Regions from separate parts of the Homo sapiens genome. Here regions 2 and 3 are each linked to region 1. Evidence: chromatin loops called from intact Hi-C (ENCODE). Cell type or tissue: PC-3. All regions are shown on one strand.

Region 1 (8,000 bases):
TATGTTCTGGACTGGAATAAACTTAGAAGCAGACAAGTACTCCTAGTGCATTAAATACAGTCTTGCCTGACTCTTGTTTTTGTATTGCTTATTTGGGAAATTTTTCTTATGCTGCATTCAAGTTTTTTGTTTTTTGGTTTTGAGATGAGGTCTCACTCTGTCGCCCAGGCTGGAGTGCAGTAGCACCATCATACCTCACCGCAGCCTTAACCTCCCAGGTTCAAGCACTCCTCCTACCTCAACCACCTGAGTAGCTGGGACCACAGACACATGCCACCAAGCCTGGCTAACCTTGTTTAATTTTTTTAGAGACAGGGTCTCACTATGTTGCCCAGGCTGGTGTCAAACTCCTTGGCTCAAGCAATCCGCCTGACTTAGCCTCCCACAGTACTGGGATTACAGATGTGAGTCGCCACACCCGGCTGCATTCAAGTATTAATAAGGCAATATTAACTTTATGTTTTTAGTTTTTATATTTAATAAGAGCAAGTGTTCTACAAAACTTTGATTCTATTGTGTGGCGGCAGAAGGGAGAAGGAATATACTACATTGCTGTGCAAGACACATTTCTTACTAGGAAGTGTGACATAAAAGAAAGCTGAAAACCTCCAGTCAGTGTCTGCACTCCCCAGAAACCAGCCCCTATAGAGTGTAAATTTCAGAAGGGGAAGAATTTGATCTGTCTTGTTCATCACCTGATCTCCAGTAGCACCTAGAAATGTGCCTAGTACATCTTCAATAAATATTAATATTTGCTGGATAAAGAAGGAACTCACCAAATCAAAGGAGAAAATTCAAGTTTATAGTTATGTTTTGTTTGCATTCTTGAGACACTTTCTCCCTTTTATAGATGTGGGTTTTAGAAAAGATAAAGGGAAGTTACCGTGGTCATTTCCTATGAGGATCTGCAGGTTGCTAATAAGAAGGAAGGACTCCTAATCCCTTCTGGTTGGAAGAAGATGATCTTGAGTTTTAGGCCGTAGAAAGCCCTAGATGGAGAAAGGCTAAGAGCAGCAGGAGGGATGGGTGCAGTTCAAGCTGCAGGCCTGTGCAGCAAGACCATCACTTTTCCAACTTAGTGGAAAGCAGCTTTGCCTTTGAAAGGTTGCTGGACTCTTTCTGAGCTGAGAGAGATGGTCTAGTTTTCATCCCTAATTTTATAGAGGTAGGGCTAGAACAAAAACTAACAGACATGAGAAATGGTCTCTGAATGTAAAGGGCAGAGAAACAGTCAAATTTAGGTTAGCCTTAACTTCCTTTTTATAAAATGGGGATACTATTTGTACCATATCATAGGGATGGTATAAGGATTAACTGAAATAATAAACATGAAATGCTAAGCATCATGCCTGGCCCATAATACATACTGAATCATAATTAGTTACTATTACTATTACCAACAGAATATGTAATGCTTGGTTTTTTATTTTTTATTTATTTATTTATTTATTTATTTATTTATTTTTTTGAGACTAAGTCTTGCTCTGTTGCCCAGGCTGGAGTGCACTGGTGCAATCTCAGTTCACTGCAACCTCCACCTCCCGGGTTCAAGTGATTCTCATGCCTCGGCCTCCCAAGTAGCCAGGATTACAGGTATCTCCTACCATGCCCGGCTAATTTTTGTATTTTTAGTAGAAATGGGGTTTCACTATGCTGGCCAGGTTGGTCTCCAACTCCTGACTTCAAATGATCCACCTACCTCGGCCTCCCAAAGTGCTGGGATTACAGGTGTATTTGGGAATGTTAACTGAGGTTTTTTTCCCTTGTGCTTCTTTATAACCATTACTCTTTTCTTTATCATTCTGTCATATTCCATACACATTGTTCTCAGACAGAAAGTAGATAAAGCTGAGAAGAAAAAATCTGTTGAATGTCTGAATGGATTTATTTTAAACCCATAGTAGAGACAACAGCTTGAGAGGCAGGACTTTCTTTGATTCTGAAAGCTGTGCATTTTGAGAAAGAGCAAAACAAGTGTGTAGCTGCTTCCTAAGTTTTGGTATGGAGCCCAGAGCCCACCCTCTGAACCAAGTAAACCCACTATCAAGGCAATATTTTTTAAACTGTGGGCTGAGACCTCTTGCATCATAAAATTGGTTTATCGGGATAAAACCAGCATTAAAAGAAAGAGAATACAATGGACTAGGAAATCCCAGAGTTTGTTGCCAGGTAATGGCAATGTTGTTTGGTGAAGTTGTTGTTTCATGTGTGATGTGTACGTGTGCTCAGCCGTGATGTAAAATGCATTTTCTATTATAGTCATAGTCAAAGAAATTCGTACATCACCAGAGACTCTCCATAGCAGAGGACACATGTGTCTCTCCTCTCAGAATGTACCAGGGAGAATCATAGTTCCTGGGAGAATTTCCACAACCAGAATGGCATCAGAAGAACAGAGCAACCATGATCCAGGGTGGCCACACAGAAACCCCTTGCATCTTGGCGAGGCTGGGGAAAAATCTGAAAAGTTTCTATGGCCACCAAAAGGGACGCAGAAGAGGCCCTGGACAAGCCAAAAGGATCCAAAGGAGCTGCAGTCTGGACTATAAGGATGTAGGCAAAGGGAGGTGACAGTGGAAACTTGGCCATCAGAAACTAGTGCTGGCTCAGGACAATGAGACCAAGTTGCAAGAGTTACCAATCAGTGGAAACTGTTGTAGACAGAATGTCATGATGGGCCAGACGCTGCTTTTCTCCCCACACCAACATGATGCATGAACCCTGCCCCACAGACACATGCCCCCTGCAGCTGCAGAGACTGAAAAAATGTCGGGGAATAAGGGGAGGGAACTTCTGATTCGCTATTCAAAGACTATGTTTCAATTCTGTTTTAAAACAGAATGGGGCTGGGTGTGGTGGCTCACACCTTTAACCCCAGCACTTTGGGAGGCTGAGGTGAGTGGATTGCTAGAGTCCAGGACTTCAAGACCAGCCTGGGCAACATGCCGAAACCCTGTCTCTACTAAAAATACAAAAATTTAGCCAGGTTTTGTGGTGTGCGCCTGTAGTCTCAGCTACTCGGGAGGCTTAGGAGGGATAATTGTTTGAGCCCAGGAGGCAGAGGTTACAGTGAGCTGAGATCAAGCCACTGTACTCTAGCATGGGTGACAGAGCAAGAGCCTGTCTCAAAAAAAAAAAAAAATCAGAATGGGTCTGATGGTACATTTCAAAAACAAGTTAGATGAAAATAAAAATTTAAAATCAAAATAAAAACAGAATGGGCACCAGGTGCGGTGGCTCACACCTGCAGTCCCCAGCACTTGGGAGGCTGAGGTGGGAGGATTGCTTGAGCCGAGGAGTTTGAGAGCAGTCTGGGAAACAAAGGGAGACTCCTGTCTCTACAAAAAAAATTTAAAAATTATCCAAGTGTGGTGGCATACATCTGTAATCCCAACTACTCGGGAGGCTGAGGCAGGAGGATCCTTTGTGCCCAGGAGGCTACAGTGAGCTATGATCGTGCCACTGCACTCCCGCCTGGGTGACAGAGCAAGATTCCATCTCTGTAAAACAAAAGATAAAAAACAGAAAGGGCTGGATTTATCTTGAATTAGAAAGACCACAGACATTGGAGGTTGAGTTAATGATTTGAGGTCAGTTCTAGGAAAATTAAGTTACATCTTCGAACACCAGGAGCTGTGACTGTATAAAATATCAAAACTGACATGTTATTATTAATGAAGCCTTTGGATTTGGCAACTAGAAAGTCGTGAGCAACCTCCAAAAGTGCAATTTCCGTCATGGTTAGGACAGAAGCCAGATGGGAATGGGGTCAGAACAGAGTGGTCAGAATAAACTGCTCTTTGGAGACACCCGTGAGGAGTGTGGGTGTGGGTGAGTATGGATCGCAGGCTTGAGGGAAAGTTCCGTTTATTTTAAATGGAGAAACCTAATAATTTATAGGCAGACGTTGTAGGCAGATGAGAAAGGCTTACACAGAACTGTCCGTGGGTAAAGGAAGGAGCCAGTGGACATCGGATACATTACTACTCGGATGAAAACTGGTCAAATCCTCAAAGGCAAGGTGCTCGCGGGATGGTAGCAGTCACGGTGGTACTGCAGGGTGGTGTATGGAATGAGAAGAAAGGTGTGTGTCTGATCGTGCTGGTCTTTGACTTCCATCTCTTTCTTGGGCTCAGCACCCCGGGACCTGTGAAGGTTGAAGACCCCGTGGAAAGGTTCCAGAGTCCTTAGGAGCTCCTAGGAGCCTCGTTCAATGTTATGGCTCTTCATTTAAACCCCATTGCCCAGTGGCTGTTGAGTTCTGCCTGCCCCTGTTCTCTGATCACTGCTTGGCTGACCCTTTTCTGTTCTGATCACAACAGTTTATCGTTCTCAAGGGACAATTCTGTAAAGGAACTCGAATGGAGGGTTCAAAACTGAGGCAAGGCATGTTTATGAAACAAGTCTCTCAAAGCCTGACGTTTCCCACGGAACAAGGGCTGTCTGTCCCACCCTGGCACTCATTCCTATCCCCCCGCCCCCGCCCTCCGTGTCAAAGGCTTCTCGGAGAAGGAGACCATGACATCACTTCCTTCGGGTGGTGCAGGGTCGTCTGGCCTCACGCCCACTGCCTTTGGCCGCTGACCCCCGAGGAAGTGAGGCAGCGGCCGGAGCCGGGCACGCCCTGAGCTCGCTCTCCTGTTTTCCCTCTGGCTCACCTCTGGGGGCGGTCCCAGATGCCTTGAGAAGTGGGTTGTCTTCAAAGTATCTCAGTGCCTCCCAGTGCCCTCTGATATTTCCTTTAGAAGTCATGGGGAACTGCAGGGGTGAAGAGACACCACTAGGTGGCTGCACAAGACCTTGTTTGTTTCCATAGGTGCCAGGCTGGCGGCAAAGAGAGATGAGACCCCCCGCCCCCCGCCACTGTGTGTGTGTGTGTGTGTGTGTGTGTGTGTGTGTGTGTGTTCGTGCGCGCGCACGTGGCGGGGGGGGGGGGGGGGGGGGAGGTGCCCAGTGGGGAGAATGGGGAGGCAGAGACAGAAGTTTAAGAAAACCCAATGTTAAAAAAGCCTAAATTTACAAAGCAGGTAAGTTGAAGGGCTATCCTTAATGCCCACAGTGGAAGGAGTGCAGAGCTCCTCCTTATAGGAGAATTCTCTTGATATTTTTAGTCCTTTTTAGTTCATCAGTTATTTAGCAGAGAAACTGAAGTGTTAGCCTACTAACGTTTCTGGCTACTGAAAATGAATCAGAAATGAGAAGGTTGCATGAGATCTGAATTCTTCTAAGAATCAGATTTCTTTGCATCTGATTTGCATTCATTTTCATTCATAATCAGAAATTTGACGAGTTCCTACTACCTGCCACACCCTGGGCTAGGTGCTGAGGAGAGAGCTGTGAACAACACTCTGTACCCTCATGGAACCTAAGTAGAAAAATGCATATACACTGTACATAGAAAAAAAAGGGTACAGTTTCTCCAGCTCTGTCATTCTACGATTCCATGACTATACCCTTCCTTTGCACAGCCCTCACATGAAGCATGGGATAGTAAGACTCAGTTAATCCACCAAAATTAGATGCCACACAGATTTTCTGGAGTAGAGTTGCAGTGTGATTTCCAGCATGTGGTCATTTTACCATCAAAAGTTCCATAAGAAGTGATGCCATGGAATTTCCAAGTCTCTCTTCTTTATCTGTTTATTACCTACTTAGGTCATCTGCCAGTGCCAGGACAATCATCTGAGACAGGGGCCGCTCCTGCGGCAGAAAAAGCGGTGGGCAGGCTGAAGACCACAGGCTGAAATACGCAATTGGAAAATAAGAAAGAAAAGTGATCACAAGTCCTGGACACCAAGAAGATTGTGGAAAAACTCATAATATAAAGGTGTGGCATTTCTAAGCACTGCCAAATTTATTTCTCCAGCCAAGTCAAACATGACACAATGGAAGCCAGCTCCCAGATGCCCCACATGAGAAAGCATAGATTATAGATTCAGTGTGGAAATCACATTTGGGTTTGGGAGGTGGCTGGCTTGATCTGCAAGAGGGTGGGGTATGACTTGCACCCATGTGTGCACATAAGCACATGTGAGAACTAGGAGAATGGGTGTTCATGTGGAATCATGGAACACCAGAGCTGGAACATACTTTCAAACTAATTTAATCCATCCTCTCATTTTATAAATGCAGAAACCAGGCCTGCAAAGGAGAAGGTCTTGCCCAGTATCCCAGAGTCACCATTGACAGAACTAAGACTATATAACTCAATATCTTGATCCCCAGTTCATAATTCCAGTCATTTTATCTCTTCTTAAAGGATCATAGACATGTTTGTTGCCTTTTTCACTTGGATTTACTTGACTTACCTTTACATGTTATGGTGGTTGAATGGTGCCACCATCCCTTTCCCAAAAAAGATACAGAATCTGTGAATATGTCCTTACTTTTAAATTTATTTTTAAATGTTATTTATTTACTTATTTGTTTGAGACAGGGTCTCACTCTATCACCCAGGCTGGAGTGCAGTGGCACAATCATGGCTCACTGCAGCCTCAACCTCCTAGGCTCAGGTGATTCTCCCACCACAGCCTCCTGGGTAGCTGGGACTATAGGTGCACGCCACCACACCTGGCTAATTTTTTGTATTTTTTGTAGAGATGGGGTTTCACCATGTTGCCCAGGCTGGTCTCGAATCCCCTTATTTTTAAAAAGGATCTCTGCAGAGGTAATTAATTAAGGATATTGAGATGAGATTATGTTTTATTAGGATCAGCCTATATCCAATGGCAAGTGTCTTGAGAAGAGAAGAAGAGGAGTGAAAAGGAGAGGAAAGGAAAGGAGAGGAAGGGAGGGGAGAAGAGGAGAGGGGAGGGAAAGGGAGGGGAGAAGAGGGGAGGAAGAAGACACATGGAGAAGAAGACAATGTGAAGACAGAGATTGGGGTGATATATCTACAAACCAAGGAACCCCAAGGATTTCCTGCAGCCACTAGAAGCCAGGAGAGAAGCACGGAACAGCTTTCCCCTCAGTGCCTCCAGAAAGAACAAACTCTGCTAGCACCTTGATTTTGGACGTGTGACTCCAGAACTGTGAGAGAATAAATTTCTGTTGTTTTAAGCTACCAAGTTTTTGGTACTTTGTTACTGCAGCTGTAGGAAACCAATACATTTATATGTCTCAGTTCCTTCAACTGCCTTTGTTCTATTCTTTTGTTACCTTGAAGACGGAAGCATTCTTTGAGCATAGTAGCACATCATGGTTATGAGATGCTGTTGCTATTGGCAGGCGAAAGATTGCTTAGAGATGGTCCTCTTGGAAAAATCTAAACATGTTGTACTCTAAGTGCCACTAACTAAAACCAGCCTTGAGAAGTTCTCAAGACGGGCCTTCCAAATGCCCTAAAGCTGTCTTCATATGACCAAAAGGAGAGCCAATGGGAAAAGAACACAACAGTTTTTCCCCATCCTAGATGTTGAGTGTGGTCATGACTGGCTTTTATTAGAATCGTGTTCTCTCTGGTAATATGAGAGGCTGTTATCAGTATGATTATTTATTTATCATCTAGGTTTTTTTGGTTTTTTGTTTGTTTGTTTGTTTTTTGAGACAAGGTCTCGTTCTGTTGCCCAGGCTGGATTATAGTGGCGCAATCTCGGCTAGCAGAAGCCTTGACCTCTTGGGCTCAAGTAATTCATCCACCTTAGCCTCCTGAGTAGCTGATACTACAGGTGCATGCCATACCTGGCTAATTTTATCATTTTTATAGAGACAGGGTTTGTCCCCAGGTTGCCCAGGCTAGTCTCAAACTCCGGGGTTCAAGCAATCCACCCACCTTGGCCTCCCAAAGTGCTGGGATTACAGGCATTAGCCACCATGCCCAGCCCACCTAGGTCTTTAAATGACTTTGGATGGTGCAGGGGAGTGGGGAGTCACACCTTAAATGAATTTAAAATAGAATTGGAATTATAAGTAATATTATAAGGCAAATCTGTTGCATAATGCATTGTCTTCAAGCATATTTTTCCTTTTCATGTGGTTGTTGGCAAATATCTGCAATGGGA
Region 2 (8,000 bases), 440 kb after region 1:
CTACCTTTTTGGAACTACTAGTCACCCCCTCTCTACTTTGTCTATATTCTCTTTCTCCTCCACCAGATCCCAGAGCCCTCCAATTTTCACCTTCTCTCCCATCAAAACTCATTCATAAGAAAGAGTTCCAAACTACTAAGTCTCTGGGGGCTGGCACTGTACAATTCTAAGAGGCTTCACGTTTGGCACTTCCTAGTGACATCTTTCACTGGGCAAAGGCAAATCTCAAGCCAAGGGATGAATCTGAAATGGTGGGAGTTTAGTCCCACCATTTGATGAGAGGTTGAGCTGATGAGAGGTTTCTAAGGAGGACTAAGGGAATATGCCCCCAGCCCCTGAAATCAAGTAGACAGCTGCTTCTCCTGATGACTTAGAAGCCTGTTCTTGTTCCCAGCGTAACCTCCTAGGCAATTAAAGTCAATCTTATGTTGCCATTAAAAAAAGCCAATTGACGTTATGTTGAAAGACAGCATGTGTCAGCCATTTCCCCTGGGTTGCCCTCTCTGTAGACCTCCAGCTTTTCTCCTCCACTAAGGTTAACTTTCCCAGAGGGATTTTTACATAAGGCAGAGTCATTTGTGCTCATTAAGCTTGTAAGATTTTTCTACTTCGAAAGTAAATACTTTTGGTGAAATAGGTCCAGTTCTTTGGAATACAAATCCTTAGCTTGAGGTTGCTTGAGTGGAAATTTTTAACATGCAATTCCCTCAGCTACAGAGCCACGCGAAATGTGATTTTTCTTAATGTGTGTGTGTTCTCACAGAAGCTAATAAATGGACATTACTCTGGTATGGACACATCCTATTACTCAGCTTGATCCTAATATCACTGGCAAAAAAACCTATTTGCTGCACTAGCAAACAGCTGAATTCATTATGTCCGGCTACATGAGTAATATCCAGGCGGATTCTTGTTGACACAGACAAAACGCCAGTCTCTGAGGCGCGACAGGGCTGCCAGGCAGAGCAGCCGGTGCTGCCACGCTCCCTCCCTCTGCTCCCATGGTATTCCACTAATCAGAAGTCACCACTCGCTGCCGATAGGGTGATGTATGGCAGACTCATGACACCTCGTTATTTCTGAGACAAAGGGAAAAAAAAGGACACCAGGAAGGAATAATCTGTCGGTGTAATTGGGGAAAGGAGAAGATGTACGGCACAGGAGGAAGACTGTCGAGTTAACCACACCTGCCATCACTCAGGGAGCTGGAGAATAGGTCATATTATGCAGCCAGTCTACACGGTAATTATGGATTCTCAGGCTGAAGGGTCTCACTGAAGGACATTTTCTCTCCTCCCTGCCTTGGGGCAGAATCATCCCCACACCCACGCCACACTGGGTTGGAAAGTCTTCCCTGCAAACAGACTGCGTAGTCACTTGTCACTCCAGATAGGAACAACCCTGTAGAACAAATTTGGAGAGGGTTCCTGGGTTTAAGGGGTGACAACTCTTGAGATACAAAGCACCCAGAGCCTTCAATGAGAGGCTCTGCCCTGTGGAGCATGCAGTGATTCTGCAGAAACACCAGGCAGTTCCCTGGGCAATCCCTTCTTAGCCTGAAGCTATCTCCATTTTCCTGACAATTCCCAGATTGCTCAGAAGAGAAGTAAAATCATCCCACCAGGCATATTCTGTACAATCAGAATATGCACACAATCTGATTGTACATTCCATTATGCTCAAGAAATAGTTCATTGTTAAAGTGTTCACTTTTTGGAAGTGTTATTACTCCAACTGGGTAATGTTCCCTACTGGTTCTCAGCAGTTATTTTCTTCCTCTGTTGTCCTTGAGGTCCAGGCAAACAGTCCACTAGCTCTGCGTTGAAAACTATTCTCCATGAAGCTCTTTCTAAACCAGGGTGTAGAAAGTGTTCTTCAACCTGATGCAATTTCCACCTCGTTTACACCCTTCAGCAGTTTGTATGCAACTGTCACTTTTTTCATTCATTCATTTATTCATCAAGTATCTCTTGAGCACCTACTACATGTATACCAGGCATAGTTCTAGGCAGTGAGCACACAATTATGAACAAGACAGATCATATCTTAACCTAATGGAGCTTACAGTCTAGTGGAGAAGACAGTAAAAAAGTTCCACCTCTTGCTGCTGAGAGTAGAGTCAAAGATTCTTACAACTGGAGAAATTAAAATCACAATCCCTCCAAATTCTCTCACTCAGCCTTGGTTCAAATTAAAACTATAGGTCACAGAGGTGTTTGACAAGCCTTGGGTAAAAAGAATATCTATATTTTTTTTATTGATTTCATTTTATTTTTTATTTACTTGTTTAATTAATTAATTAATTAATTTTTTTTTCGAGATGGAGTCTCGCTCTGTTGCCCAAGCTGGAGTGCAGTGGTGCGATCTCAGCTCACTGTAACCTCCACCTCCCGGGTTCAAGCAATCCTCCCACCTCAGCCTCCCGAGTAGCTGGGATTACAGGCACCTGCCATCATGCCTGGCTAATTTTTATATTTTTGTAGAGACCGGGTTTCAACATTTGGCCAGGCTGGTCTTGAACTCTTGAACTCAGGTGATCTACCCACCTCGGCCTCCCAAAGTGCTAGGATTACAGGCGTGAGCCACTGTGTCCGGCCTGATTTCGTTTTAAAACAAGAATCTCTATCTTAATGAACAGTGTTCTTATCCTCTTCCAAGGGCTTTCCCTGAGGCTGCCAACCTCCAAAAATTGTTTTATAGTTCCAAATTTCCTACTTCTCCTTCCCCAATCAGAATCTTTATTCTTACAAGGCAAGCTGTTTAACTAGGTATGAGAGGGAAAGCAATCTTATTAAATTAAATCATACTAATGTGTGAATGACTAAGTGAGACTCCTCAAGAAGTTTTTGACTTTTTATAAGAGAATATTTACTAACCCTAAATAGTATCTAGATTTTCAGCCTTCACTATAAATTGGGGGGAAAAGGCAATATAGGAAAGATTTCTACTAAGTTATAAGCATGAGTTCCTTAAGAACAGAGACCATCTCATTTTGGGAGTACTGAGTTACCTAGTACAATCAATTGAGTACCTAATCAATATTTATTGAATTGAAAAGAATGTGGAAACACAGAGTGGATAGGAGAAGGGAGAGGGTAGGAAAGCAAGGGTACTGAGGGGAAAGAAAAGACAGGAAGGAAAAAGAGAAGAAAGGAAGGAGGAAGGAAGGAGGCAGGAAGGAAATCCAAGAGAGGGAAAGAGAACTAAACACAACCCAAATTATGGTACAGTTCCTGGTTTCTTTTGCAGTGAGAGCCCTCAGAAAAACTGTAGCAAAAAAGAATTTATTTGCAGTAGAAAAAAAAATTTTTTTAACTGCTGCTGTTTCAGAGTGCCAACAACAGAATAGAGCCAAGAGATGCTGAGCCCTAAGGAAAGATATTGATCAAAGCCATAAATTTCTGTTTTTCTAGCACAATAGCAATGACTCATGACGGTTGACTGGCCACCGTCAGTGAGCCTCCCTGAGGGCCCCTTGTACCCAGCAGAATGGATCCACTGGGTCCATGATCATCTAACAGTCACAGGAACTCAGGGACTAACCCTGTTAGGGTTATGAAAATGGATCTCTGTAGATTCAATATAATTAGAGAGTGCATTCATCCATAGAAGTCCACAGTGGAATTTTCCACAGAAGCCAAACTAAAGTGGAAACTTGACAAAGAAGTGGAGGTCAGAAGGCAAGAGCCAGGACCACCAGTTTTCCTTGGGGTTTCAGGAAATAAGGGAAGAAATCTTTCTGAGCTGCTAAAGAAGAAAAGTGAAGCAGCAGACTGGCTACAGGGAACCAAGAAGACCAAATGTTCTTTAGAAGCTAGAGAGAAACGGGCTCAGGGGCTCTGAGCAACAGAATCCTCAAACAAGATCAGCCCAAGAACCAAAGGGATTGGGACCATTTTTGCCAAGATATCTATCAGGGAATATAATCTGTGCACTATGTGATTGGCCTGCTCTAGATGGAAATATCAGAGGTCCTGCTCAGTTCACAGCCAATAAGATCATATGCATTTAAGTGCTTGCTTCCATCTGTACCAACAGTGAAATCATGGTGCCTGGATTTAGAGCCAAACGCAGTCCGGACCCTCCCACTCAGGGTTTTATGACCTTGGTTAAGCTACTTAATCACTGTAATCCTCCATTTCCTCATCTGTAAAGTGGAGGAAAAAACTTTTGCTACCATTTAATAAGTATTTCCTATTGCCAGACACTATGCACTCTACAAATATTACCTTCTTTACTCTTTACCACCATCCCAAGAGGTAGGTATTATGACTGTCTTGACAGATGAGGAAAATGAGGCTTAGAGAGATTACCATGCATGTTCAAGGTGTCACAGCTGGTAAGTATTAGGATTGGAACTGACACTTGGTCTAACTTCAACGTCCACAGCCTCAGACTGTGCAGCACTGCCTATCCAGCTGCCCTAAAACCACAGAGTTGAATGCAGATGGCAATTTTCCATGCTTCGGTTCAAATACAGCTGAAGAAGCACCCTCTTCCTCTATCACAGTGGGATCTACAAAAGGGAAGTCCTCCCCTGTTTATTTTTCAGCGAACAAAAGACACAGCGCCTTTTTCTGGGTATTTGTTTTATCTTGTTGGCATCCTAAACCTACAGACTAGAAAACATCATTCTCAGCCCCTCAGGTCTCCAGTGAGCAAAACTATTATAAGGAACTGCCATTTGTCAGCTTTCCTCGGTACCCTCGACAGGGCAAGGGCATTGCCAAAATATGGTCCCTATTTCTGCAGGCTGTCAGCGGCTGCAACCTTGGAATTCAACCTCTCCAGCTTATTAACACAACAAATTACCCACCACGAGAACTGCGGAGTGCATTCGCTTGGAAAATGGTCTCTTTTTAATGAAGTGATTTAATTAGGAGCAATTTTCCCATCAGCTCACTTGTCAGAGCATGGCTGAGGCAGCCATTGAGATGAGCGTTTGGCCTGTGCCTTCCTGCTCCCTCCTTTCTGATGCCACCTTTTGGAGAAGGAGGAAAGTGAAACCACTTTAGGAAAACACAGTTCAAGCTGGGAAAGGAGACAGATCAGGCCTGAAGGCTGTTTTGTAAGGTCTTCAGAGAGTCCACCGTTTCAGGATGTGATTTGTCCATTTGTAGCGTGATTCTCCCAATGGGGATTTTTAAAGACTTGAGCATCTTGTGTGTCTCCCTTCCGCTCCTTGCCCTTAGCCTTGATCTCCTGCAGGCCTGGTGGTTAAGAAAACAAAATGAATTTCAAAGCATTACTTGCTGGAAATGTGTAACTCTGAAGGATGTTTGGGGAGGAGGACTAATGCATGGTTGAATCCAGTTGAGTCTGTGGTATCCACAGGCTGCAAAGTTTCTAAAATTGCATTAGAAATCTGATTTTTTTTTTTTTTTTTTTTTTTTTTTTTAATGAGACAGGGTCTTGCTTTGTCACCCAGGCTGGAGCGCTGTGGTGTGATCATGGCTCACTGCAGCCTTGACTTCTCAGGCTCAAGTGATCCTCTTGCCTCAGCCCCTCCCAAGTAGCTGGGACTACAGGTACACGCCACCATGCTCAACTAATTTTTGTATTTTGGGTAGAGACAGGGTATCACCATGTTGCCCAGGCTGGTCTTGAACTCCTAAGCTCAAGCAATCCGCCCGCTTCCCAAAGTGCTGGGATCATTGGTATGAGCCACTGTACCCAGACTGATTTTTTTTAAGCCAAATTTCCATCCTGGACCACTTGATTTTGACTTTTTGTTGCATTCCCATCATATTTTCAGCTCTCAGATATATAGTATTTGACATGTATGGATGCCTGTCTTTCTGTATCATACATGTGAGCCTTCCACCACACCTCCCAGATTTGGGAATAAGCAGGTAAGAGTCCCCTGATGCCAATGGAATTTTTTGTGTGTGAGTGCAATTTTTCTTAATTTTTCTAGAAAAAGGGGGATAAAGTTGAAGTTTAGGATCAGTGACTAAATGTTTTGCAAAAAGGTACATCAGTGTTGAGAAGATCAGAGAGCTCAATGAGTCTAGTGTGGAAAGAGTTCATGGAAACGGTGAGTTTTTGAATGCAGTCTGAAAATACTTGACAGATTTGTGGCTCCCTTTATGCATATTTAATCTTTTTTCCCTAAGAAAACCAAATAGTCACAAATTCTTTATACTCACTTACAAAAAGTGACAGTAGAAATGTAATCTTTCCAAGGGAAATATTTTTTCACTGTTGTATGAAAGCATCATTTGGTATATGGTTAGGATGGCATATAAGCAATTCTGTGATCCACAGCAGTGTTTACAGATGCTAGCTGAGACCTCGTAGTCAGTTTGTGGACCATGACCAGCACTATTAAAAAGGAAATAATCAAATAGAAAAGGACAGAATAAAAACCACCAGTTTTATCATTATAGGTGTAATCTTGTACACACACTGTGTACCAGCATAAAAGGTAGTTCTTACCAGTGGTTCATGGAGCTTGAAATGTGGCATCAGAAGATCTAGGTTCTAGTTTTGGTTCTTCCATTAACTAACTATGTGACCTTGGGCAAGTACTTAATTTCTCTTCTTTAAGCTTCTCTTTCATTATCTGTGCAATGAAGGCTGAGGTAACTATTTAAGCTTCTATTAGGTTATGAAATATAAGAAATATAAATATATTCCTGCAAAACTGTGCTACATCCCAAAGTCAACTAAATGTGAGTTGAGGGTGTTTTGAATTACCTGCATTGTTGCTTCTCCAGTGATATCTGGGTGGCTACTCAAGATTCAACAGAGATAAGCCCTTTGATCCATCTAGCCATATTGTCAAAGGACTTTATTGCAGTCTTTATGAAAAGGATATTTCAAGTCATAATGAATTTCAGAAATAAGTACGTCAAAGACAAAATCATGGCACAATAACTTGCTGTGGTCCATGCATCTCTACCACCAGCCCCTCATCTCCCTGAAAAAGGAAATATAACAAGAAATACAAAGCTTTGTGCAGCTGGGGATCGTGCCTTGTGAGAGTGAAAGCACGCCTCTCTCTGATGTTTCTCATTCAAATGGAATGTCATGTGCACCTTCCAGAACAAAAAGTTCTCTTCACATGTTCTGTATCATAACTACGCCTTACTTCTTTGTAGTTGAACAAAGGTCTGACTTTTATCACAGATGGCCACTCTTTAGGTCTCAAGTGTAATCTGACACAGCCTTGCTCTGTGGACCAGTCCTATTCTGAGTCAAGACTTCCCTGAAAACTCACACCCTCAATTTTCACAAGAATGCATTTCAGATGGCCCACCAATTTTCTGCATATCCTACATGTATTATATTGCAATGTCCTTGAACTTGGTCTGCTCTAGCATCTCAAATTTGGATGTAGTAGAACTTAAGTCTTGATAATGGATAATAGCATGATTATAGCAATTACTGTAATGCTTTATAATTATGCCTTTATGTGTATGTCTCTTTCATTACATTGTGAACACTTTGAGGTCTAGGATTAGTCATGTATATTGTCAAATTCCTCAGTGAGAGCATCACCTGACCTGTTATTCTAGCCTCTAAATAAATTCTGTTGAGGTTTGATTTATCACTGAAGGAGAGAAGAAAACATGTTATCCAAAGCAACAAAAAAATGGTTGGAGTTATTATATTGGGGGTCTTACATTTAAATGAATTGTATGTGTAGTATCAAAAAATCCACTTCTCACCTAAAGGAATTATTGTTATTTAAAAAGATGCTGAAGATCATCTACACCTAGGGTTGGCAAAATATGGCCTGTGGGTCAAACCCAGCCCACTGCCTGTTTTTGTAAATAAAGTTTTATTGGAACACGGCCACACATTGCCTATGGCTGCTTTTGTACTACAACTGCAGAATTGAGTAGTTGTGACAGAAACTGTATTACTAATAGAGACTACGCATTTACTATCTGGCCTTTTACTCAGAAAGTTTGCTGACCCCCAGTTTAGAGTACTACTCTCATTTGACATAAAAGGAAATTGAGGCCAGGGAGAGGAAATGACTTTCTCAGACT
Region 3 (8,000 bases), 170 kb after region 1:
GCTTGCAGTGTTCTTTCCTCAGATTTTTACATGGTTAACTCCCTCACCTCTTTCAAGTCTTTGCTCATATGTCACATTCCCAATGAGCCTTATACCTTGACCCTTATTTAATAGTACACCTCCTTTCTCACTAGCACTCTTAATTCTGCTTACCCTGTTTTTCCCTCCACCCCACAGTACTTATCTCTTTCTCACATACCCTATACTTATTGTATTATGTTTATCTCTCTCTTCTTTACCTAGAATTAAGTTTCATGCAAGCCAAAATTTATATCTGTTTTTCATTAATGTATACTGAATACTTAGAACAATGTCTAGCATGTAGTATGTTACACTACTGCACTGCCTTCTGGCCTTTGTTGTAGCTGTTGAGAAGTCTGCTGTTGGTCAAATTGTTGTTCCCTTATATATTCTCTGGTTGCTTTTATCATTTTGTCTGGTATTTTATCCTTTCACTGTAATTTTTATGGGTGTGGACTCAGTTTTAATAATCCTGTTTAAAACTTCTAATTTCTCAATCTGATGATCTATGTATTTTAAATATTATCTTTCATTTTCTCTAGTCTCACATTCTGGAGTCCTTATTGGAAAATATGCTTAACATTCTTATTCCACTCTCCAAAACTTTTTCATATTTTTCATTGACTGTATTTTTAATGACTTTTTCATTCTAGAAGTTCAATATGGCCCTTATTTAAATCAGCCTCTTTTCCCACATTGTCTTATTCTTTTTTTTTGTAGTTTCTATTACTTCTTTTATTTCTTTATTCTATTAAAGCATATTTATTTTATAATGTCTTTCACAGAGCCCTATTAGTTCTAGAGCTGCCAACACATCTTTCTCTTGCATCTACTGTCATTCATGGTGGACCAATTCTTCCTGCTCATACTTTTTAAAATGTGAGTTCATCTTCAATGGAAATTATTTTTTTCTGTGGGAATTGTATAGCCTAAGTTTGGCTTCCTGAACAAAATAGGATTTCTTTTAAGGAAAGAAGTAGTGGAGATGGTCTCGATCTCCTGAGACCATATATACTACATACATATAGTATATATGTAGTACATACATACATATAGTATGCATGTAGTATATATATGTAGTATATATTACATACATATAGTATGTATGTAGTATATATGTAGTATATATAACATATAGTATGTAGTATACATATACTACGTATGTACATCATATATACACATATAGACCATATATACTACATATAGTATATATGTAGTATATACATACTTCCTTGATTTCTTACTAGTCTATCACATTTCTGAAAATTTCAAAAACCTTCTTTCTCTGAGATATCCGAGTCACTGCTCACATATATTGAGTTGCTAAATAGTAAAGACTCTGTATCCCAGAAATGCTCTCACATTTACACCTGGGGCAGAAAACCAACAGTATCCATTATACTGTAGTACCTAATACACTGTTTACATTTTGTTTAACAGTTTTTAGAAACATTCATATTCATTTTATAATCCTAATTCATTTTATTTGTGACCAGACTTCAGGCCAGTTGCAAAAATAATAAATAGGCCATATACTGTTTTTTCTTTTTTTTTGAGACCGAGTCTCACTCTGTTGCCCAGGCTGGAGCGCAGTGGCGTGATCTCACTGCAACTTCTGCCTCCTGGGTTCAAGTGATTCTCATGCCTCAGCCTTCCAAGTGGCTGGGACTACAGGCATGAGCCAACACGCCCGGTTAATTTTTGTATTTTTAGTAGAGATGGGGTTTCACCATGTTGGCCAGGCTGGTCTTGAACTCCTGACCTCAGGTGACCTGCCCACCTCAGCCTCCCAAAGTGCTGGGATTACAGATGTGAGCCACCATGCCGGGCCATACTGTTTTTATCTTACTGAAGGAAACAGAATAGACTAGAAATAAAGTTGTTATTTAGAGACTCAGCAGTAGAAAAGTATATTCAATGTCTGTTCAGCACAAGCACTGTACTAGGGAATAGATGAACTGATTTCAAGGCAGACTATGATAAACTGCCTTTAGAGATTTTATGGGAGAAAATATGTGGATATGATTAACTCTGGTAACAGAAACAATATTCTGGAGATACCTGAAGTTGGTCCTAATAGTATTTCAGCAGGCATAGGGAAGGGCATTTCACACAAAGAAAGTATGAGCTAAGCCCCCAAAAGTGGGTATCACGTTTGGTAAATGTAAACTGGTCTGGAGTGGCATGTGTATATGGGGAGGGGGTGGAAAATGCAGATGGAAAGGAAGATTGAAGCCAAATTTTACTCATCCAGCACTATATGAATATTTCTATTAGAGACTTTCTGTCCTGTAACTGTTGCTTTGTCTGTCTTTCCCACTAGACTGTGAGTCCCTTCAGGGCAGAACTTTTGTTTTATTCATCTTTGTATGTCCTCAAATTAGTACAGTGCCTATCATTCAGCAGGCACTTAATAAATATTGCTGAATGAAAATAATAAATCATGAAAGACATGAAATGCGGTGGTAAGAAAAGTTGGACCTACTCTACAAGTAATGGAAGCAAGAGAGGCATTTTGAACTGGGGAGTAACATGCTCAGATATACATCTTCAAAAAATAAGGCCAAATATGCTGCATGACTGAGTGCTTGAGCAGGGATCACAACTTACTTAGCTGTGCTAGTGATAGATAAGTCTTTACTTGAGATAATACTTGCTTTGTGCACATTTTATATCCTGAGCAAAAAATTGCAATTTTTTACCCTGTAGCAAAACATAGACTTAAAAATGTTTTATTATAATCAATCTTACTGATCTAGACACGTTATAGTTGTAGTAATCATGTAAGATTTTTCTAACCTACAGACCTTTAGCGCATACTAAGAACTACACATTGTGCTTCAAAATTAATGTAGCTGACTTCCTTGATTTCTTACTAGTCTATCACATTTCTGAAAATTTCAAAAAGCTTCTTTCTCTGAGATATCTGAGTCACTGCTGACACATATTGGGTTGCTAAAGACTCCGTATCCCAGAAATGCTCTCACATTTACACCTGGGGGAAGTGTGAGCTTTTTAAATTGGTCACTCAGCATATAGAGTGTTAGAATCAGTTATTCCTACACAAGTTGATATATCCAATTATGTTATATGTTCCCTTTAATGAATTTGTTTTAAATGAGATGATTTGAATCTGTTTTTAATATAAATGTTTTTATTATTAGAAAACTAAATAGAAATAAATTAAATTATTAATATAACAGCCCCAAATGATTTCTAAGTGTCTTCCATGTTTTGGATTATAATTATCCATAGACTATTGGTTTTCCAACAGTGGTTAGTGAAATCTATTGAATTTCATTTTAAAAATATAATTTTAACTATTTAAAAATTAAAATAAGAACAATACGAGTATATAAATGAGTAATATAATAGAGGCAATATAGTGTACTCGTAAGGAAAGGAAACTTTGCAGTCAGATTTACGGGGGTCTGTTACAGGACCGTGACTTTAGTAAGGTATTTAGCATCTCCATACTTCAGTTATCTAAAAAAGGTGAAATAACTATGTCTACTTCCTTAATAGTTATATCACTTGTTAATATATTAGGGAACACATTGTATTGCAAATAAATTTAATGTATTATTATTTGTATCTTGGACTAAAGATTTACCTGTCATTTCTGTTTAATTGAGAATATTTGAAGTTTAAAGAGCAAGCTGTCAAAGTTATCATTTGTAACTCCTTATCTATATGAATCAGAGTTTTCTCTAAAATGTATAATTAAAACAAAAGAAATACATTGCACTGGATTTCAGAGCTGCAGCAAGATGAAAACGTATTAGCAGCAATTGCATAACTGTAGGTGCCTGTGCTTTGGAGTAAGACAGTTGAGTTTATGAATAAGCTCTAACTTTTTGCCATCTGCGTGACCTTGGACATGTTTTAAAAGTTCCTTGAGACTCAATTTCCTCATCTATAAAAATAATATAGTAACAGTACCCTCTAGAAAATTTTATTCTCAATTTTTTGTTCATCAAAACAACCCTATCATTTTCAGTATTAACAGATGTTACAAGTAAATATTATAAAATAAGATTTGTTAGTAAAATATCACTTTTCTCTGCCTTACTTTTTTGAGTTATAAATAATATTTCATTTGAAATAAAGGGTCTGAATGCTTGAAAAGCTTGAAAAGCCATGAACTACACTATCTTTATATCTTATTTCTGAATGGTCATTCAAATGACCACATTTTATACATTGTAAGACTGTGCTGCCCCCTGCCGACCCAGTTTCTCCAAAATATTTTGAGTCTTCACTTAAGTCAAAACTTACAGTATTACACTTAAGTAACTCTCTAGTAGTCTGGTGGACAGTAATAATATAGATGGTAAAATATTGAATATAGCGCTAAATAATATATGACATTTTTCAAGATATTAAAATATAAACAAACGGGAGCAAATGAATATAATATACTCCCAACTGTGTAATATTTAACAAATTTAGATATCCAATTCCAAGTAACTATTGTAATTGCTATTGTTTACAGTGCTGCTGACACATGGTGAAAAATTAGCAAAATATAGACATTTCTGGCTAAGATTAAATATTCAGTAATTATTTCCCTGATTCTTTCACCGAATTAATAGCAACTTGATCTTTATTTCCCTACATTAGAATGGCACTTGTTTTTTGGCTAGCTGCAATGTTTTAAAATTACACTTCTAATGCATTACCTTTTCCAACTTTTGGGCATCTTCTCTTTTTTAATCTCACATGACCAACCAGATATACACTGGTGATTTTTCCTCCGGATAGTATCTCAAAATAGGCTCTTCCTTACTACTAAAACTCCTCTAATAGAGTGTTATTATCTAATAGTGCAAAAAGTACTTGACAAATCAAAAGAGCTAGGAGTAGTTCTACCTGTTGCTAGCCCTAAGCCTGGGAAGTAATTGATCTACTGAAAGTCTCATTTTTCTCCGTTATAAAACAGAGATTCATGTTCATGTCCTCTCAAGTGATAAGATTACGTGAGCTAACACATAAGTGTTTTAAAAATAGATCACTATATTTCCATAATGCAATTTCATCTTAGTTATCTTTTCCCCATTCTGATGCTTCTTCTACACTATTATCTGTGTAGTCTGCCGTGAATGCAAACAGTGGGAAATGGGGGAGGAAGGGGTGCAGAGAGCAGGCACAGGAGAGGTCTCCTATGCTCAATCAGGTCATCCTCCATGTCAGCTCAATCTGTTACTTACTTTTAAATCTTTGAACTTTTGGCCTTGTATCTTTTTTCTGGTAACGTTCTTAGTTTTCCTTAACTGAATGGCCATTTTGGATCAGCTCATCACACTACAGTTCACCAATCTCCATGCCAGCATATGGACATCAGACACTGGTAAACTAGACTTCCATACACCTGGCTTTGGTGGGGACACACCTCTACTCAAACACCCTTACAGGCAGAATGGTGAAGTAAGGACCTCTGAAAGTCTGCTCCTCTATAAAAGCAACATGAACACTGGCAAACATTGTCAAAAAAAACTTTTTCAGAACTCTGAACTAACTAAAGGCCTGCAACACTCCAAGGAGTGTTTATTCAAGAAAAATGGCTCAATACTGTGAGAACTACCAAGGTTTGTGGCATTTTAAATATACCCTATTCCCATTACCCTCTCCCCAGTTCCCTGGTAGTGTTGAAAGCCAACACTTGCAACTGTGAAATCCAACAGCCTCATAGATGCTGGAGGGGGGAAGAATGGGTTTGGAGTGCCCAGGAGCCCCATCTTCAGAGAAATGACATTACTTCACTTGTCTCACAGTTCTGTGAAAAGTTCCATTCTCAGGCTTTGTTTTGATTTTACTTGACTCAGATTGATAAGAACTATATCCTTAGAACATCTGTTGGAAACAATCAGTGGCAAGTGTTTAACATGGCAGTCACCAAAGAAGCAGTACTGGCTCTGGCCAATGAAAAAATAAGAGCAAAATCTAGGGAATGAGATGTTAATAGGGATCTCTGAAAAGTTCTAAGGCATTTCTGGAAATCTAGCAGTCTACACACATGTGCAAAGCTATGTGCATGCCCAGAAAAAACTTGAGAAGGTCCTAGTCTCTTACCTCTAGCTGATCTTGCTGCTCTGTGCATGCAGAAAGTGAAAGTTAAGGCACAGTTGTAAACTGACTCTTGGAGCATTGAAAGCATGGCTCAATATACACAGAACCCCTCAGCAAAGACTTAATGAAATCTCTGTCCAGTTGTTAGCTGAGCTGACCACTAATGTTAACTGAGATGCACATGACAATAATATAGACTTTACAAAAACCAAGAAAGTCATCAAAGAGGAATGACAACAACAAACAGCAACAATAAACTATGGGGGCGACTAGTCTAGGAGAATGTCTTTGTCAAGGCATTCAGATTGGAAGTGAAGAATCAGAACTACCTCTATTCACAGATGACATGATCTCCTATGCAGTAAATCCTAAAATGCACATGAAGAAAATAACTACTAGAACTAATGAATATGCTCAGCAAAGCTTCAGGATTTGTGATCAATATATGAAAATCAATTTTATCTCTTTACACTAGCAATGAACAATTAGAAAACAAAAAATTAAGAAAACAATTCCATTCACAATAGCCTCAATATGAATAGAATACTTAGGAATGTATTTAACAAAACTGTAAAATTTGTATTACACGAAAGTTACAAGACACTTTTGAAAGAAATCAAAGAAGTCCTAAATAAATGAAAAGACATCTCATGCTAATGGACTGGAAGACTTAAATTGTTAAGACAGTAATGTAGCCCAAAGTACGGATCAAACAGATTTGATGCGATCCCTATCAAAATTGCTATGGCCTTCTTTTTTTTTTTTTTTTTTGCAGAAACAAAGAAGTCAATCCTAAAATTTAAGTGTCCTAAAATTCATATGTAAGTGCAAGGGACCCAGAATAGCCAAGACAATCTTGAAAAACAATAACAAGGTTGGAGGACTCACACTTCCCAATTTTAAAACTGATTATAAAGCTTCAATAATCAAGAAAGTGTGGTACTGGCAGAAGGATAGACAAATAGATTAACGAACTATAATTGACAGTTCAGAAATAAAAACTTACATTTATGGGCAATTCATTTTCAACAAGGGTGCCAACACAAATAAATGAAAAAAAGATTTTTTTTCAACAAATTGTTGGGACAACTGGATATCCACATGTAAAAGAATTAATTTGGACCTCTCCCTCACACCGTATTAAAAAATCAACTCAAATGGATCATAGTCCTAAATTTAAGAGCTAAAACCATAAAACTACTAGAAGAAAACATAGTAGTAAATCTTTATCTTATATTAGGCAATGGTTTCATAGATAAGACACTAACAACACAAGCAACAGAAGGAAAAAATCAATAAACTGAATTTCTCAAAATTAAAAACCTTGTGCTTCATAGAACATCATCAAGTAAAAAGAAAAGCAGAATAGGAGGAAATATTATCAAATCACTTATCTTATAAGGGACCGATTTCCTGAATATGTAAAGAACTCTTACAGCTCAAAAATAAAGAGACAAAGGCAAAGGATTTTAATAGAAATTTATCCAAAGGCAAAATTTATCCAAATTTATCCAAAGGCAAAAAAATAGGCAAAGGATTTTAATAGAAATTTATCCAAAGAAGATACACGAATGGTCAATAAGCACATGAAAAGATGCTCAACATCATTAGTCATTAGGGAAATACAAATCAAAACCATAATAAGATACCACTTTATACCCAGTAGGATAGCTTACATAAAAAGACAGATAATAACAAGTGTTGAAGAGAATGTGGAGAAACTGAAACTCTCATACATTGCTGGTGGGACAGTAAAATGGTGCACCTACTTTGAAAAACTGTTTGGCAGTTCCCAGAAATGTTAAGAATAAATACAGCTCTAGAACTGGACATATACTCAAGAGAAATGAAACTATATGTCTACACAACAACTTGTACACAAATGTTCATAGCAGCATTATTCATAAAAG

Evidence for each region. A loop is a pair of places that touch in the nucleus more often than their neighbours do. Peaks named below come from ENCODE experiments on the same cell type or tissue, not always from the same donor. Only the 100,000 strongest peaks of a DNase experiment are listed, where the experiment ranks them.
Region 2: it touches region 1 in a loop (2.6-fold over the local background); 48 of 110 quality-filtered maps call a loop at or near these places.
Region 3: a loop joins it to region 1, with 13 times the contacts of the local background. A loop is called at or near these places in 103 of 110 quality-filtered maps.

Annotation. Positions count from the first base shown.
Region 1 is chr1:210,308,065-210,316,064 of GRCh38, reverse strand. It overlaps LOC124904502 (a long non-coding RNA gene), which reads right to left and starts at 4,844. Exons shown (of 2, transcript XR_007066865.1): 1 at 4,659-4,844; 2 at 3,851-4,147. RefSeq lists a silencer at 4,696-4,755 and an enhancer at 3,785-4,984. In PC-3, a CTCF peak has its summit at 4,767 (motif pointing right); a DNase peak (open chromatin) is centred at 4,724; H3K4me3 peaks cover 1,265 bases.
Region 2 is chr1:209,872,713-209,880,712 of GRCh38, reverse strand. No RefSeq gene overlaps it. Among named protein-coding and RNA genes, the nearest start is that of UTP25, 49 kb to the right of the region's middle. RefSeq lists an enhancer at 4,657-5,158. In PC-3, a CTCF peak has its summit at 4,980 (motif pointing left); DNase peaks (open chromatin) are centred at 882, 4,992, 7,152 and 7,492; H3K4me3 peaks cover 889 bases; H3K27ac peaks cover 2,419 bases.
Region 3 is chr1:210,139,908-210,147,907 of GRCh38, reverse strand. All of the region lies in intron 6 of SYT14 (synaptotagmin 14), which reads right to left. Among named protein-coding and RNA genes, the nearest start is that of SERTAD4, 89 kb to the left of the region's middle. In PC-3, a CTCF peak has its summit at 4,252 (motif pointing left); a DNase peak (open chromatin) is centred at 4,257.